2 separate regions of the Homo sapiens genome follow, and region 2 is linked to region 1. A link is an interaction called in ENCODE POLR2A ChIA-PET data of the cell type or tissue named here. Cell type or tissue: PC-3. All regions are shown on one strand. Each heading gives the region's core, and the rest is flanking DNA. Links, peaks and the distances in the headings are about the cores only.

Evidence for each region. ChIA-PET counts read pairs that join two places held together with the same protein. Peaks named below come from ENCODE experiments on the same cell type or tissue, not always from the same donor. Only the 100,000 strongest peaks of a DNase experiment are listed, where the experiment ranks them.
Region 2: POLR2A ChIA-PET joins it to region 1 with 6 read pairs; 3 of 35 experiments call an interaction of 5 or more read pairs at or near these places.

Annotation. Positions count from the first base shown.
Region 1 is chr11:119,861,668-119,870,501 of GRCh38, reverse strand. LOC124902771 (a long non-coding RNA gene) reads right to left here. Exons shown (of 2, transcript XR_007062920.1): 2 at 2,818-3,482. Among named protein-coding and RNA genes, the nearest start is that of LINC02744, 130 kb to the left of the region's middle. In PC-3, for the core only: no CTCF peak of the experiment used is centred there; a DNase peak (open chromatin) is centred at 4,451; H3K27me3 peaks cover 3,616 bases.
Region 2 is chr11:119,962,490-119,971,323 of GRCh38, reverse strand. No RefSeq gene overlaps it. Among named protein-coding and RNA genes, the nearest start is that of LINC02744, 28 kb to the left of the region's middle. RefSeq lists a cis regulatory region at 6,241 and an enhancer at 6,157-6,326. In PC-3, for the core only: no CTCF peak of the experiment used is centred there; no DNase peak of the experiment used is centred there; H3K27me3 peaks cover 5,621 bases.

The sequences.
Region 1 (8,834 bases), core at 486-8,485:
GGGGGAATGGGAACAGAAAGGAACCAGATGGCTCTCCAGGTCCTGACTCAATGGCCAAGTGGTTGTTAGTGCCTCTGATTGAGAAAGGAAATGCAGCAGGCCAAGCAGGTTTGGGAGAAGGTGAGGAGCTGGTTTTAGAAATGCCGAGGTTGAGACGACATGCACATCCAAGAGGAGGTGACCAGCAGGCAGCTGGATACACAGGTGTGGGTCTCAGCAGCACACCAGAAATGGAGATCTGCTGCGCGATAGTGTCATTTAAAGTAATGCGTGTGTAGTAAATCACCTGGGAAGATGGTGTAGAGTGAGAAAAGAAGAGGAAAAATGGTCAGAGCCCTGGGGAGTGTGGACATGTAAGAAAAGAGAATAAGAAATAATGACTAAGAAAAACTGGTGAGGGACGTTTAAAGAGAACCAAGAGACAAGGGTGTCATGGTAATAAAGGCAAGGATCCAGTTGTTCAGAAGGAGGGAGCAGTTAACAGTGTCAAATGCCAGGGGCAGTAACAGAAGGATAAGGGCTGAGGAGGGCCCATTTGGTGTGTAATATGGTGACCACCCATGGCCTTGGCTGGATGTGAGTCTGTCATGCAAGAGCAGAAACCAGGCTACGCTGGTTGAGGAGATATGGGAAACAGCAGAAAAGCAACAGCAAGTACGGACCACTCTTTCAAAAAACTTGGCTGAGCAAGGGAGGAAAATGAGAGGGCATTAACCAGAAAGGAATCCTAGTGGTCAAGAGTTTTGTTTCACCACATGGGATGACCTGAGCATCTTTATGGGCTCAGGGAAAGGGCCAGGGGAGGCCAGGGTGGGCTCTAGGTCTAGGCAGAGAGAGGATGGTTAAAGGAGTGTAGCCATTGGGGTGGAGCAGGAGGGAGATGCACGCTGCGGAGCAGGGATGTGTGTGGGGCAGAGAGAGGAGAGACCAGAGCTCACACTATGATTGCAGCCCAGTGATGCTCACCAGGGTGGGAAGACCAGGAGAGGGACACATGAAAATGCATGGGACACCTACAACTGAAGCATGTGAACTAGGGCCCAACAGCTGCTGCTGGGCAGAGTGACAGACACAGTGTGGAAGGGGATGACAGAGGGGTTCACACTGGCCAGACCAAGTGGGTTAGTAAAGGGAGGCTTTGTGGAGGAAGCAAATTGTAAGAAGAAGGTTGAAAAATACAGGGCTTGGGAAAGGACTTTCTGGTCTGGAAAAAGGGCTGGTTTGGAGCCGTCAAGGCAGGCAGAGGGGGAGGTACAGAGAGCCACATGTGATAAGTAAGACACACAGGCAGGTGCACACAGGGAGTCCAGGGTGGTGGTCAGAATGGGAACTATGAAGGCAGGACACTGAGTTCACACCTGGCTCAGTTACAGCTTGGCTGTGTGACTTTGGACAAGGTGTTTAATTTTTCAGTGCCTCAGTGTCCTCATCTGTAAAATGGAGACCATAACATGTAAAGTACTTGGTGCTATGATTTTTCAGGCATCTGTTCCACAACTCATAACTTAGGGCTCAGGTAGTCTTATGAGTTCACAGTCTATCTGTCATAATAGGCAGAGAGACGGACAGACAGCTAGAGATAGGTGTGCAAACAATGCTTCTCACCTTTACTTATTTCCTACTTTATCAGGAAACATAATTTGGCCACTTTTTCCTCGGAGGCAGGAAAACAGTGAAATTGCTCATTTCTAAATTCTCAGTCCTGAAATTGGGGCATCCAGGTGGCTGCTTGGCCTGTGGGTGGGGAGAGAATGGCAGGAAGTTGTTGACACCAAGTGTCTAAACTGTCACCTTCTGGTCAGGTCTTTGGCTCAAAGAAACACAGTCATGAAGGGCTTTACGATCCAATAGAAAAACAAGGGAATTTTGACCAGCTTCTCCTCCCCTCCCAACTGCCCTACATCCCACAGCAGACATGATAGTTTTCCTTTCAATATTCATTTTTCTCTTCTTCCAAAGCAATAGAAATTCCCTGGGCACATGGCCACCAGAGGAAGGCTGCACAGCCTCCTTTGCAACTAAGCACGGCTATGTGACCAAGTGCCAATGGTGTGCAAGCATAAGTATTGCGTCAGAACTGCCAACAGGCTCCCTTAAAATACGGCTGGTGCATGTGCCCTTTGCCTTTTCTTACTTGTCTCTTTCTCCATGAAGCCACCCAGGACATGGATATGATGGCAGCCGTCTTGAACCATGAAGACAGAGCTACACAATAGAGATGGCGGAACAGCCAGTGGGCAGGATCATGGCACCCTGACGTTCCCTGCTGCCTCCAGGTGTTCACTAGAGAGAAATCTCGACTCTCATCTATAGAAGCCCCTGTTGTGTTGGTCACTGGTAGCTGAAGCCAATCCTAACGGAAGCACAACACCCCAGGTGGCTCAAGCTCCGGGGCCACTTTCTGTAGCAACCTTGATGGTTCCTAATTCAAATGAGTAAACAGAAAGAGGATCTACAGCTTCTGACCCCCCTGCCTCCATCTGGCCAGAAACTTCGCTGGAATAATAATAGCAACCTGTATCGTGTTTTATTATTCACAATGCGCTTCCTCAAACATGAGCTCATTAGATTTTCCCAGAAACTCTGCAGGGTAGCCAAGACTGGTATTTCTATGTGCTCCATTTTCAAAGATAAGGAAACGTGGAGAAAGGAGTTTAAGTATTTTGCACGCATCACACAGTCAATAAGAAGTACAGTCAAGAAACCTGGATCTCCCTCCCCCAAGCTTAGAGCTTTTTTCAGAACACTCAGCTGCCAGTCTTCAGGTGGTTCTGGGCAGAAAGAACTAAGGGAAGAAGAATCCTGGGGCCAGAGGGGTATAGTGTGGGATAGTTTTAATTCCTTTAGAAACTATTTTATTATGAAAAACACACATAACATGAAATCTGCCCTCTTCACCAAAATTTTATGTGTACAATACATTATCATTAACACTAAGCACAATGATCTACGTCTCTGGAACTCTCTCATCTTGCATGACTGACTCTATGAACATCAATTCTCCTTGAATAGTAACTCTCCATTTCCCCCTCCTCCCAGGTCCTGGTAACCACCACTCCACATTCTGCTTCTGTGGGTTTAACTGCTTTAGATGCCTCATATAAGTGAGATCATGAAGTATTTGTCTTTCTGTTATTGGTTTGTTTCACTCAGCATAATGATCTCAAGGTTCATTTATTTTGTTGAATGTGAAAAGATTGCCTTCTTTTTTGTGGCTGAGTAATATTCCACTGCAATGTTATTCACAATAGCCAAGATGAGGAAGCAGTCTAAATGTCCACCTGCATGTGTGGATATAGAAAATGTGGTATATACACATAAGGAGGGGCTGTTTACCAAGCCCAGGTGGCACATCACACCTCAAGTTCCACCTGTAGGTTACCATAGGCCAGAGAGCACTTCCCAGGGTAGCTGGAGGAGACTTCATCCAGGCTTTCATCCAAGTGTTTGGCATTTGCAGCAAGGTACCTTGATAGATGTTGCTGGGGAAACAAGATGTTGAGTAGGTTATAGGATGAGTGTGAGAATATCATTTATAACATAAGGCAGAGAGCAACACATGCCACTGAAGAGGTGAAGATGAAGTCTAAAGCAATCCAATCCAGCCAGTAACTTTCATCTGCTCTCTGAACAAAAGGCTGGGTGTGAGGCACTAAGAACACAGGAGTGAAGAGGACAGCATGGTTCCTGCCTCTTGAGCTGTTCATCTGGTTCCATCACCCTCCCAAGAGCATGGATTCCAAAGGAGGCAGCTTTGAAGCCTGGGAAATACCTGGACATGTGAAGATAGGTCTGGGGTGGGAGATACAAAGAAAAGAATGTCTGTGCAGGGTTCAAAGACATATAAGGCAGGGCTTCCAAGTCAAGCATGAACCTAGCAATACAAAGTTGCCAATGCCCAGTGCCTAGGGCTATATTAGTGACAGTGCATGCCATTAGTTCCAGAAGTAGGGACTGGAGTGGTCAAGGAGGACTTCATGGAGGAGGTGAGACTTCAACTGGGACTTACAGAATGGGTAGGATTTTAGGCCGGGCGCGGTGGCTCACATCTGTAATCCCAGCACTTTGGGAGGCTGAGGTGGGTGGATCATGAGGTCAAGAGATTGAGACCATCCTGGCCCACATGGTGAAACCCCACCTCTACTAAAAATACAAAAAATTAGCTGGGCATGGTGGCACGTGCCTGTAGTCCCAGCTACTCGGCAGGCTGAGACAGGAGAATCGCTTGAACCCGGGAGGCGGAGGTTGCAGTGAGCTGAGATCGCACCACTGCACTCCAGCCTGATGACAGAGCGAGACTCCGTCTCAAAAAAAAAAAAAAAAAAAAAAAAACCAGAATGGGTAGAATTTTAATAGGTGGAGAGAGGACAGAGAGGAGGCTTCATGCATGTTATGAGTAACCATGTGCTGAAATGCACAAGGTGGGGTGGGTGAAGGAGGAATGATTCATTGGGCCTGAGCCAAGAGTTTGGGCTGAGGAGTAAATAACAGGGACAGTGTCCCTGGCAGGGTTAGTTTGGAATTGAACACCAGGCCAGGAAACTTGGATTTAGGTGCAGGAGTGATGTGATCAGGCTTCAGGGAGGCCTCTGGCAGGGTGTGCAGGGAGGACTGAAGGGAGAAGCAGGAGGTGACAGACTAGGAGGCTGGGTGTGTGGGCAGGGTACTTAAGTGGCAGGCAGCAGGGCTGGGTATGAGAGCCAGCAGAAGGAGGAACTCATAGGCCTCAGGGTGTCGCCATCAGAGAGGATGCAGTCCCTGGTCAGCCAGCTTCCAGGGGAGGGCCCAGCCTCTGTGGAACAAAATTGTCCAAAGCATGGCTGTCGGCCTGTGGCAGCTCCCACCCAACGAGAAGCAGGTATTGCTCAAGCACACTGTGTTCTCCATATGACTCCTGTGTGACGGCTCCCCAGGGGGCAGACTCTTAAAGGGGCTCCCGCAGGAGAGGCTGAGGCCATCTGGGGTTGTGGCCAGCCCACCTGAGGCCACAGAGACCACCAAGGCCATGAGAGATCAGGAAGAAGGGGAGGGGTTCCCTTGAGCAGGACAGGGAGAGACATCAGCCTCCTCTCTCCAAGCGACAGTCACTCAGTTGCTCCTGCCCAGCGGCCTGACTCCTGTCTCCACCCTGGGGTCAGCTCCAAAAAGTCCAAGTTCTAGCGCAAGAAGGTGAGATGCAAATAGCCCAAGAGGCAGAGCCACTGCCAAGCACAGTGGCCCATTCATTCATCTCTGCCAGGAGTTGGTATGGAGAGCCCTAAGGAGAGGCTCTCCCAGTGATTGATGGTGTTTCCAGAGGTTATTAACTGAGTTGGACTTGGTCTCTTTGGGCTGATCTATGATCCAGGGACAGTTTTAAAGTATGTGGCTTTTGGGTGCTGGATTATCGAAAAGAGTTAAAATTGAAGTAGTCATTCAAAGCACTGCCATCTGTCACAAGCTGCCGGCCGGGGCTCCTCCGGGCAGGATGGGAGGGTGGGCGCTGTGCCCTTGTCCCTTTTCCAACGCATCCTCCCTGGTGCCCCTGGGCCATGTGCAGTTGATGGTCCACCCGAAGCAGGAAGGGGCCATGAGAACCAGGCAGGGGAGAAGGAGCAGGTATCTCCAGCCCAGTTTTTCAGGGGGCAGGTCCTCTTCTTAGGCTCACAAACATTTTCCTCCTGGCAGGTAAAATAATATCAGTAACAGTACTACTGGTTGACATTTACTGAGAACCTATTATGTGTTGAGTACCAGTCCAGGCGCTTTACCTGCATGAGAGCATTTACTCCTAACTGATAATGCAGTGAAGTAGACACGATTATGATCTTTTGAGAGAGGGGGAAGCCGAGGCATGAGGGTATGGAAAAGGAACTTGGCCAAGGTCATGGGGGATGATGCAGCCAGGATTTGAAGACAGAAGTCTGGTTCCAGAGCCTGGACCCTAAGCCACGTGCTTCATCTCAGGCCTGTGCACAGGCTTGCCCCTCCCCGGGGAGCTTGAGCCCTCCCCTTCTCACCTGGCTCTTCTATGACATGCTCCACTTCCTCAGAGCAAGGTCCCTGCCACATTTGTATTTATTGCTCCGTGCATTTGTTTAACACCTGCCTTTCCGTCTGGACTGTAAACTCCGAAGGTCAGTAAGAGCTGGTGGGTGGGGCTCCTGGGGGAGGTGGTGGTGTTAGGTGCTGAGCAGGGCTGAAAGTGGCTCCCTTGCTTATCCTGCTCTCTTCCGCCCACAGGTGCTGAGCAGGAGCAGCTGCTGCCTTATGGCCTCTAAAGATTCCCTGGGCCTGGGGTGGTCTGTGGGAGAGGCTGCAGTTCCCCATTCTCATCAATGCCCCTCCTTCATCCTCAGACACGAAGCAACTCCCGGACCTCTCCAGCTCTCCCTCCACGCTCAGCCCTCAGTGATCCTCCCCTCCCAGGCCCTCCATCAGAAGCATGAAATATTAATCGGGGATTAGCCGCAGGCTGCTCATCCTCCCGCCAGGAGTGCAGCCCAGAAACTGTGATGAGGGCAGGAGGAAGGCAGGGGGCCTGGCGGGGGTGCAGCCCAGGCTGGGCGCTGGCCACCATCAAATCATGCAGATTAAAGGACGTGCAGGCTGGAAGGGGCCTCCAGAGGCCGTTTTCATCCCTGCTCCTGGCTTGCAGCAGGAAACGACTGCACAGATTCCGAACACAGGCTGTGTCCAGGGATAGGGATGGGGGCTGCTTTTGCCCCTGCGTAATCTCCACCAGTCGCCACATCAAAGTAATAATATATATTTTCTGGTGTAGGCAATTGACATTTTTCAATCTTATGAAAAGCATGTGAATAAGAGCGTTTCTTAGAAAACAATCTATTTTTGTCAGTTTATAACAAACAGTCTCTGCAAAAACCGTGTGTGTTGCCCATGCACGATGCATATGACACATACGCAGCTTCCAGACAGACAAGGGGCCCAGCCCTCCCCACCCCCACCCTGGGAGCTCCTGCCCTTTGGGCACCCCCAAAGCCTCTCCAGTGGAAACACAGGAGCCAAGGCCTCAGCTCCTCTCCTCTAGGAAAAAGGGCAGATCAGAGAGTGGCTCCTGCAGCCACATTGTGACCTGCCGCACCCTTGAGCTATGCTGGAGGGCTGCCCCAGAGCTCCGCGGCCTGCCTGCATTACAACACGAAAACCTCTTTGGAAATGGTTTATTACCCCTCTCCCCCACGCTGGCTGTAATCTTTGCAAGGGCAAGTGTCCTGGCCCCATTCACCTGGTGTTCGGTCCATGGGAAGGGCTGAATGAGTGTTTGGTGAATGTCCATCCTCCTCATCCTGCTTCTCATTTGCTCCAAGGTCTCTCTGAGTTCTTGGTCTCTCTGAGTTCTCCTCCTCGCTCCCTCTCTTCCTCCCACTCCGTCTCACCTCTCTGGTCTCTGCCTCTCCCTGTCTTGCTCCCTGTCTTTTTCCTACCTTATCTATTCCCATTCTCTCTCTTACCTCCCACTCCAGGTCCCTCCTCCCATCTCTCTGATTTGGTCCAGAAATGACTATTTGGCCAAGATGATGAACTGGTCATAAAGAAAACATGAGCTGTTGGTTGGAAACGTTCATTTACAACTAATTTTCAAAATAAAAAAAATTATAAAAACACTGCCAAGAAAGCTGAGCCGAGCAGGTTGAAAACAAATTAGAAATGTTTAAAAAGAAGGGAGGAGGACCCCAATTTGAAAAATTCCAGAATTTTTTTATACTTTTGTCTTTGGGTTGCGCTTTTTTTTTTTTTTTTTTTTTTTTGGAGATAGAGTCTCACTCTGTGGCCCAGGCTGGAGTGCAGTGGTGCGATCTTGGCTCACTGCAAGCTCTGCCTCCTGGGTTCAGGCCGTTATCCTGCCTCAGCCTCCCGAGTAGCTGGGACTACAGGTGCCCACCACCACGTCCAGCTAATTTTTTTGTATTTTTAGTACAGATGGGGTTTCACCGTGTTGGCCAGGATGGTCTCGATCTCCTGACCTCGTGATCTGCCCGTCTCGGCCTCCCAAAGTGCTGGGATTACAGGCGTGAACCACCACGCCCGGCTGTGCTGCTTTTAACTTATAAAATGCACATTATAGAAAATACAGACAAGCACAAAGAACATAAAGAAGTGTAAGCCCCCATTCAGACACAGCCACTGAGAACACCTGGGCACCTGCACCTCTGCATTCTTCCCAGCATGTGTGTGTTACCACTTCCCAAAGAAGGTTCTAGAACTTCAGTCCCTTGAGCTATAAAACAACAACACAAACAGCAGCAACACACCTGGTCAAATTTCAAAAAGTACTGTACATTCTACCCTCTTCTTGGAGCTTTGTAGTATTCATTGTAATGAATATTTATTGTAATATTCATTGTAAATGCATGTAAAGCTCTATAGAGAGCCTCAGTTAGGAAACCCATTTAAACTTTGCCATTCCCTAAACTCTATGAATCCAGAAGCTGTTTTTTCACCAGGTAGCTATTAATGTCCATACTCATGTCTCCAAAAAAAAAATCTTGCCAAATAATGAGAAATAAATATGTATCTACAGATTTAGTTTACAAAAATAGAATCTTATTATACATTCTGTTTTGTAAGACTATGTATGTTTCCTACTAATCCCTGTTATTGGATATTTAGGTTATTTCCCACTTTTTATTATCATTTATATTATCCTAAACAGTACAGAGTGGGAATAAGAGGTTGAGTGTGAATTAGAAATCAAAAACACAAAAGGAGATAAATTCTGAAAAGTAAACATATCTAAAAACAGATAAAGATTGCAAAACCCTCCTTGTGGTACACAAAAATTCCCAACCCAGGTGCAAATGAATGTTTAACAAATATGTATTGAGCACCTA
Region 2 (8,834 bases), core at 220-8,219, 100 kb before region 1:
AGTGAGTGGGAGCGCGGGGTTGGGCCTGCCTGTGTGCCATGTGTGTGCCTATATGCATAACAATGAACACAACAACCTCAGTCCCTGTGAGCACAGATGTTTCCATGTGTGTGCAGCGCTGCATGCGTCCACCTGTGAACCTGTGACCAATGGACATGGACCCCCACCCGGGGTCCCTAGTGTAGGAGTGCCCAGCCACCTCCTTCAGCCCCGGCTTGTCTCATCCCCGCAGCCTGCTGTGGTGGTGAGTTGTCAAATGCGAACATCAGCTGCACAGCATCTTTATGAGGAGGCCAGGACAGGCAGGTAATTTATCAAACATTACTTAAAATAGTCCCCCAGCCTCTCGCTCCCTCTCTCTTGTTGCTGTCTGATTCTTGATTGTTTCTTCTTTCTGTCTCTTGTTTTTCTGCCTGGAGATTGACAGCCCCCTGCTAATACAGCCTTGGAGATACCACATACTGGTGGAACCGACACCTCACTCTGCCTCAGCCTCCATCCCAGAACTAACTGCTCCGCGCTGATTCCAGCGGCACTGCAGTGCTCCTGTCTGCATGCCCGTGGGGCCGGCTGATGGATGAGGCCACATCCCTCGCACTGCAGAAAGCTCAGGAATCAGGGGCACATGCACTGTGATCTGCTGAGTTATGGACTAGCTAATAAGACTCCTCCTGACATCAGCGAGCCCTTGACTGTCCTATTTTTGCCCTGTTTCCAATTCTCTGGCCTTTCAAGCAGGCCCATGTCTTGTGACTGGATGAGCCAGTCTGCTGTCCTCTGAAGAGATGTAAAGAGAATGAGATGAATTAGCATTCTCTGTCATTTCTACTTCCAAGACGAAGCAACTAAGGCCAGCCAAGGGAAACAGAGTTTATTATTGGGAAATGTTTAAGGACCTACTCTTTGCCAATTACTGTACTAGGTTCATGAAACTATTGTCTCATTTAATTCTGTGCAATCGATGTGATCTCCGTTTTATAGAAGAAAAAGCAAGCCTCCAAAGAGGTCAGTGGCCTGCCTTAGGTCAGTGTGTCAGTCAGCATTCAAAAATGGACTCTAGGCTGGGCACGGTGGCTCATGCCTGGTAATCCCAGCACTTTGGGAGGCTGAGGAGGGTGGATCACCTGAGGTCAGGAGTTTAAGACCAGCCTGGCCAACGTGGTGAAAACCCGTCTCTAGTAAAAATTCAGAAATTAGCTGGGCGTGGTGGCGGTTGCCTGTAATCCCAGCTACTTGGGAGGCTGAGGCAGGAGAATCGCTTGAACCCAGGAGGCAGAGGTTGCGGTGAGCCGAGATCGCACCAATGCACTGCAGCCTGGGCAACAAGAGTGAAACTCCATCACAAACAAACAAACAATAAAAAAAGACTCTAGCTAACTTAAACAGAAAAGAAATTTGGGAGCAAGATATTGATAGCTCATGGAATATACAGGGAACTTAGGAAACATGTATGATCCAAGATGGTTAGAGTCAGGGCCAGGACACACAAGGAAGAGCCCGTTAGGAGACCACTGCACCAGACACTGGATGGCCACCACCAAGGTGAATTTCAAACTCTCCTTGCACCTTTATGTCCCTATCTTAAAATCTAAATTCCCAAGTGGTGTCATCTGAGGGTGAGTACGCCATGCATTCACTCCTCAATGCCAGGGGCCAGGGCACCCTTCATGGACACTGGCTCCAATCAAGAATTGCCTGATGGGCTCCCAAAGAAAGAAAGGGGGCTCCCAAGCTGAGCAGCCAACACCCAATGAACTAGCAAACCAGACCCATGTTCCCAGCTGCATATAGCTGGTAAGGGGCTGAGCTAGTGCAAAGCTACCACTCCCTGACTCCAAAACATGTTCACCATAATCAAGGGTGAAGTTCAAGATGTTGAACAATTGGTAGAACACTGGCTCTGGCCAATCAGAATAGATGCCACCAGAAATAGCTGGTTCAGCCATGGCAGTGCCACCAACTGATCATCAGTTCTACACATAAACAAGGCAGAATTGGAGCTCAGGACTCTTGACTGCCCAGGCCAGAGGCCCTTGCTACTAGGACAGTGCTTTCCACACTTTTTCATAGAGGAAGATAATACTTGATGACACACTGGGGTAAACTTGAGGGCATTAAAATGGATAAATAGATGGATGGATGGATGGATGGATGGATGGATGGATGGATAGATAGATAGATGATAGATAGATAGATAGATAGATGATAGATAGATGATAGGTAGATGATAGATGATAGATAGATTGATGATAGATAGATGATAGGTAGATGATAGATAGATAGATAGACAGACAGATAATAGATAGAAAAATATATATGGCTGGGGGTAAAGCCCCCTATAACTTTATATTATATTATTATGATAAAAATAAAATAAAATCCCTCTATACTGCAGGCTTTTATATCCAACTGCCTAGTTGACATTTCCTCTTAGATGCATCATAGGTATCTCAAAAACAGCATATTAGTTTCTGAACACCTGACCTGCCACCATCTTCACCAGCTCACTCCACCTGCAGTCTCCCCCAGCTCAGTTAAGCTCTTGTTAATCCTTCCAGTTGCTGACGCCAAAACCTTTGGAGCCATCTTCAACTCTTTCTTTCATATTCTCTATCCTCTAGAGCCTGTATATATTTTATGTGATATGTATGCCCATGTTCTACATCAGAAATCCTCTAGCCTCTACCATTGGAATACAGTCATAAACTGACCACCTTCACTGCTACTGTTTCATTCCAAACATCATCACCTCTCCCTTGGATTCTCATGACAGCCACCTAAGTAGTCCCCCTACTTCTGACCTCCATCCCCTTCAGTCAAAACAATGATGGCAGCTGGGCCATCTGGTTTACCAGCTGTGAATGGTCCACCTGGGGCTTGAAGGTCCTATCACAACCCCATGGATCGCAAGAGTTCCATATCTTGATTTTCTTCCGTGGGTCAGATATCATTTTAGTGTCCATCTCCTAACAGAAGCTCAAAACAATGGCCAGAGGGCTCCTTACTAAGCATAAATAAGACATCATTCTTCCACTTAAATCCCACAGGGGTTTCCAGTTTACTCAGAGTCAAAAGCAACGTTCTTAAAATGTTGACAAGCCCCCTCACAGTCTGGTATCTGTCACCTCCCTGACCTCGTCTTCTACTACTATCTTCTATGTTCACTTCTTTCCAGCCACAGAGGCCTCCTTCCTGTTCTCTGAACATGCCAAGCTTGCTGTGCCTCAGGGCCTTTGCACATGCTCTCTATCCCCTGTCTGAGTTTTCTTCCCCAGATGTCTGCATGGCTTACTTCCTCACCATCACCAAATCCTCGCTCAGTGTTGCCATCTCAGCAAGGCCTGCCCTGACCACTTTATTTTATCAATATATGTATTAGTTCTTCTCATGCTACTATAAAGAAATACCTGAGACCAGGTGATTTATAAGGAAAAGAAGTTTAGTTGGCTCATGGTTCCATAGGCTGTGCAGGTAGCATGGCTGGGGAGGCCTCAGGAAACTTTTAATCATGGCAGAAGGTGAAGGGGAAGCTGGAATGTCTTCACAGGGCCAGATCAGGAGGAAGAGAGAGAGGGGGAAGGTGCTATACACTTTTAAACAACCAGATCTTGGGAGTACTCACTCACTATCATGAGAACAAGCAAGAGGAAAATCTGCCCCCGTGATCCAATCACCTCCCACCACGTCCCTCTTCTAACACTGAGGATTACAATTTGACATAAGATTTGGGCGGGGACACAAATCCAAACCATATCAATCTATTTTACTCTTCTCAATTTTTTTCCATAGTACTCATCTCCTGACATGCTATATTTATGATATTATTTATTCTTGGCTTTTCTCTACTAGAATGTCAACTTTTTAGTAGTTTTTGTCTGTTTGCTCAGTGATATACTTCCTGGAGCTAAATATTGCCTACCTACTCTCAACTCATATTTGTGGAGGGAAGGAATCAAAACAGAAAGTATTAGGGATAATATTAAAGTTTAAATTTGCATAGATTTTAGATATTAGACATTAGAAAATAGTTTTCAGTTTTTAATGCTAACAATATTGTTTCCACGAACATAGCTTGTTATATCTGGTTGTATATTTAAATGCTTCCATATGTTAAGTTGGTGCAAAAGCTATCTCGGTTTTTACTGTTACTGTCAATGGCAAAAACCGCAATCACTTTAGCACCAACCTAATAATTCTTGTTCCAGGTTTTCAGGACTGATCTCTTTAAATTCTTAAAAATCTCATTGACAAGTAACTTTATGAGCAAAAGTCAGCAGCACATTAAAAAATTGCAGCAGTTGAAATTATATTTAAAGATTCCCAGAGGTCTTCCTTTTCTTTCATTGACAAATGTAATTTTTAAATATCTTGTGTTAATGCTAATGGATTTGAATGCTACCAAACTTTTTCATATTAAGTATTTCAAAATAATGCAGAATCTCTAATTTGTAGCAGGTATGTGCACTGTTACAGCAGTCAACCTGCAGCTAGCTTAGATGCTACTAAAAGAGCTGTAAATGTCTAGAAGCATTTGATATTTGCAAAGATAGATAGTTGGACCCTATCTGGAGCTGCATCTACCAGAAACCCCACCAAGCCTCCCTATCCTACCCCTGTCTGGCAGTACCTTGGGGTCTGTGTCATACTACCTGGGCACTTAGAACCAAAAGTCCTCCAGCAGCACAAGGGGTCCCTTGCCCTAAAGGACAGTGGCCTGTTCTGAGCTGAGAATTCAAGCAAACATCCAGTTGGTGGAGCATCTCCTAGGCCATGTTTGGTACCTCACCATGCAGCAGAGTGTGATGGAGTTGTGCAGGGCCATTACCAGTGAGGACCATAGGACACACCATCATATCCCACTCCACTCCAGCTATCCTCCAAGAAACACTGGCAAGGGAATTCCCAAGAGTCCCAGTCCCCGCCTGTGTGTCTGTAGAGCTTTGAGACTAACGGCAGCACATCAGTGTGGCACGGCACAGCAATTGGGAAGTTCTACTTTGGATCCCTTGGTCTGGAGTCCCTCTTCTTCCACTAACCAGTTGTGTATCTGGGGTGGGACACCTCACTTCGTTGAACTTAGGCTTTCTCATTTATAAATGGAGAATTCAAATAAAAGCCATGCTTGTCAAGTACCTGTCAGGGATCCTTAAGATGACTGCGGAAGTGCTGCAGGGGATAGTTTGGGATGAAGTAGGAATAAAAAGCATCCAACTGGAAAAGACTTTTCCTCATCTTCCTCTTCAAACAGAGCTCCTCCACTTTTATCAGTTTTATATATTGATACTCCATAGAAGATAACATAAAATTTTAAAAACCAGTATATTTCAACGACCTCTCACCCCTGGGCTCTCTACCACCCACCCTTCCTTTGTTCAAGGAGCAAATCATTCTAAATGAACTTTTTATAACATTTTATTACTATAAAGAAATGCCACCTTTCTTTAATAAAAATAAGGCAAGAACCCCCACGGTAGCTATTTAAAAGGATTTTCTTGATATGAGGGGGTGGATGGCCTGCGTGTCTTGTCTCTGTGTCTAACAGTCCTCTTTCCTTTGAGATTTTTCCATATGACTGTTTTTCTCCATGGCACAGAGAAGGCAAAGTTGGAACTTGATTCAAATAATACTTTACGAGAAACTAGGAGATGGCAAAGAGGGAAAAATGCAGAATGTGATGCAGCTGGGCCATCTGGTTTACCCACTGTGAATGGCCTACCACGGCTGGAAGTTTCCATCCCAACCCTATTGGTCCCCAGAGTTCCATATCTCTGGATTTTCTTCCATGGGTCAGATATCATTTTAGTGTCCATCTAGTAGACGCCAGATAAAGACACTTACAATCCTCAATGTCCATGGCCATCTCTTGCACCTAGGTCTTGCTCAGGATTGCAGGTTTCTTGTGGGAAGACCCTCCTTTTCTCTGCTAGTAGCACTACTCATCCCCTTCTGGTGAGATTCCACCCTCTTAAAGGCATCCCTCACAGGTTAACTCTACGACAAGAGCCCAGGTAATCCCCCAAAAGATGGATCTGGTCATTACAAAGAGACAGTTTTCTTTACAGAAGCAGAAGCACAGAGGGGTACAGCAATTTTTCTAATACTCCACAGCTTCACAGGAGCAAAGAGAGGATTTGAATGTAGGGCCTTGGACAGGACACCAGAGCTTTTGGTGTATGTAGGTGCCCTTCCCAAGGCACCTGTGGGGAGGGGAGAGAACCCATGGACCCAGAGCTCTCAGCTAATCCTGGAGACAATCGGAGTGCAGGAGGTGCAGGCAAGAGTGAGCAGGAGCACCTCCCTAACACCCTAATACCAATGTCCAAAATTCAGACCCCACAAGAATGGCTCTGCTCTGGACAAGACAATCTAGTCTTTCTGGCATCTGCAGCCCAAGTCTCCTCAATGGGCAATTGCAGCTTCCCAAAGCTTTGAAACAAAAATGCTGAGAATGTCAGAGCCTAAGGCTTCCCCTTCCCTAAGATTCTGAGAGATCTGCATGAGCACTTTTGTTTGCTTATTTATCCTGTTGCCTCAAATTAGAAGTGAAAAGCAGAACAAAGGAACAAAAGACATTCCTCAGGATGGAATTACCTTCCTAGCCTTGGGGTTTGGTCTTGCCAAGACAATTTGGAGTCTGTTACAGTGTTGCAACACATCAGATATCCTAAGGTTTCCCTTTCATCGGCTAGCGTCCAGGGCTGTTTAAGGCCAATTCGGGAGGAAGGGGAAACTGGGGTTTCTAGTGTTGCAGCAAGTCTTCTCAGGCGCCCACAGGCAGTTTCATACTGGGAAATCTTTCCTGAGTCCTCATGCAGTGGGGAAGGTGGCCGGTAAACTGGAAGAGGATCCTGGGGGAAAGGTGCTGCCCTGGGGCTGTGGTTCAGCTCTCGAGGTCCTTTTATCCCAAGTTGAGGCCGCCTGCTTTTAAGTCCTGCCTGCCCAGAAAAAAACCTGGGGCATCTGGTCAGAGACTGGCTTCTCCTTCTTAACAGCTCTTGAGCAGGGTATATTAACACTCCGAGCCTCTGTTTTCTTGTCTGTGAAATGGGAATACCAATAATATCCCATTTATTCTTCTCTCACAGTGGTGGTGAGGATCAAATGACATAATGCCTGTAAAAAGCCCTGTGGGGTAACAAGTGCTTTTCAAACAAGTTTCCAAGGTGTGTGTGTGTTTGTGTGAGTGTGTGTGTGTGTGTGTATGAGTATATGTGTTACATAGGATTGATCCATTGGGGCAGAGAGACAACTGGCTCTCACATAAGGAGGTCCTCCATCTTCTTGCCTTGCTTTTCCAAAACTTCTCATTGTTCTGGAGCTTCCCAGGAGAGACAGGCACACCCCACTTCCACCCTGTCCTCACTACTGCCTCTCCCCGACTCCCAGCTAGGTTGCTGAGAAAGAGACGACAGAGGAATTGAATTTGGTTCAGTTCCATGAGGATGTATCTGGCCTCTGCTCCCGTGCTTCACATTTTTCATGGTGCTCTCCAGTTGAGAAAACTCAGATCGACTACCTCCCTTTGATTCTCATGGCAACCCTGAAAGGCAGGTAGCAGATCAATTAGCATCTTTCATTTCCAGAAAAAAGAAAATGAGACCCAGGGATTAAGTGATTTTCCTAAGGTCACCTACCCTGTAAGAGCAGAGCTAGAACTCACACACAGGGTTTCTGGCCACTGCTTAAAGTTCTTCAGCAGCTCCTCATCATGGCATCCAAAGCTCTTAATGATCTGCGCCCACCTCTCTCCACTCTGAAGGCCTCCCTGCCTTGCCCACAGGGTTGTCTGCTTCACCTGCTCTGTCCTTATTTGTTTATTCCCTGGGGACTCTGCTCATCTCTGCATCTCAGCTCCTAGCACAGTGCCTGGTACGTAATCCATATGTATTAAATAATAAATATATTCAAGAATAGGCATTTGAAGTAGGGCAATGATGGAAATGTCCTAAGTGGCCAACAGTAGCAGAATGGTTAAGTAAACTATGACATATCACGTAGATGGGATATTATGCTATTAAAAATTAGGTCAATGAAATTTAATACTGACCTGAAAAATTCATAGAATATAATCTTATGTGAAAACCCAGAATGTAAAATCACACATACATTATGGTCACAGCTATATAAAACAACACAGATGCAAACTCTCAAAAATAGTGCAAAGAAAAAGAAGTCGAGACGGTGGGCGATTTTCCTTCCTTTCATCTTTCCGTAGTCTCCAGGTTTTCTGTAATAGGCATGCATTATTTTTACAATGACTACAACAGCAACAAAAATGGTAATCAATAGGTAAGGAGATACTAAGAGATACTAATTTATCTCCCAGCTTCCATCTCCAGGTCAAAATGACTTACCTCTCAGGTGCTGAAAACTTACCGGTAGGACAACTCCTAGAGGCTAGGAAAACATCCAGGAGACAGACAATCTAAAGATGTTGTACCCCATTTTAGAAAATAAAGTAGTAGTCATTAGGAGCTCTGCCTTAGGTTCTCCAAGAATGAAGCATTCCAAACTCACCTTATTTTCCTCTTTGATGGGGTTACTAGACTGGTAGATAAGGAGAATGTTACGGACATAATGTGTATTGATTCTGCAGTATAATTGACAAAGCCTGTCCCGTCCCTATGAACAAGGTGGAGAAATGTGGACTGGGAAACAGCCCTTTGATGGATTGAAAGATTGAGACACAAATGCAAATAATGTAGTTGAGTGGTTTGGGGGCTATTCTGAAGCAGAGATGGCAATTTGTGACATCCTCACCCCCATCCCTAGACAGACATTCATTGCTAATCCATCACATCTCTCTTTTCCTCTGAATTCAGATGGAGCTCAGA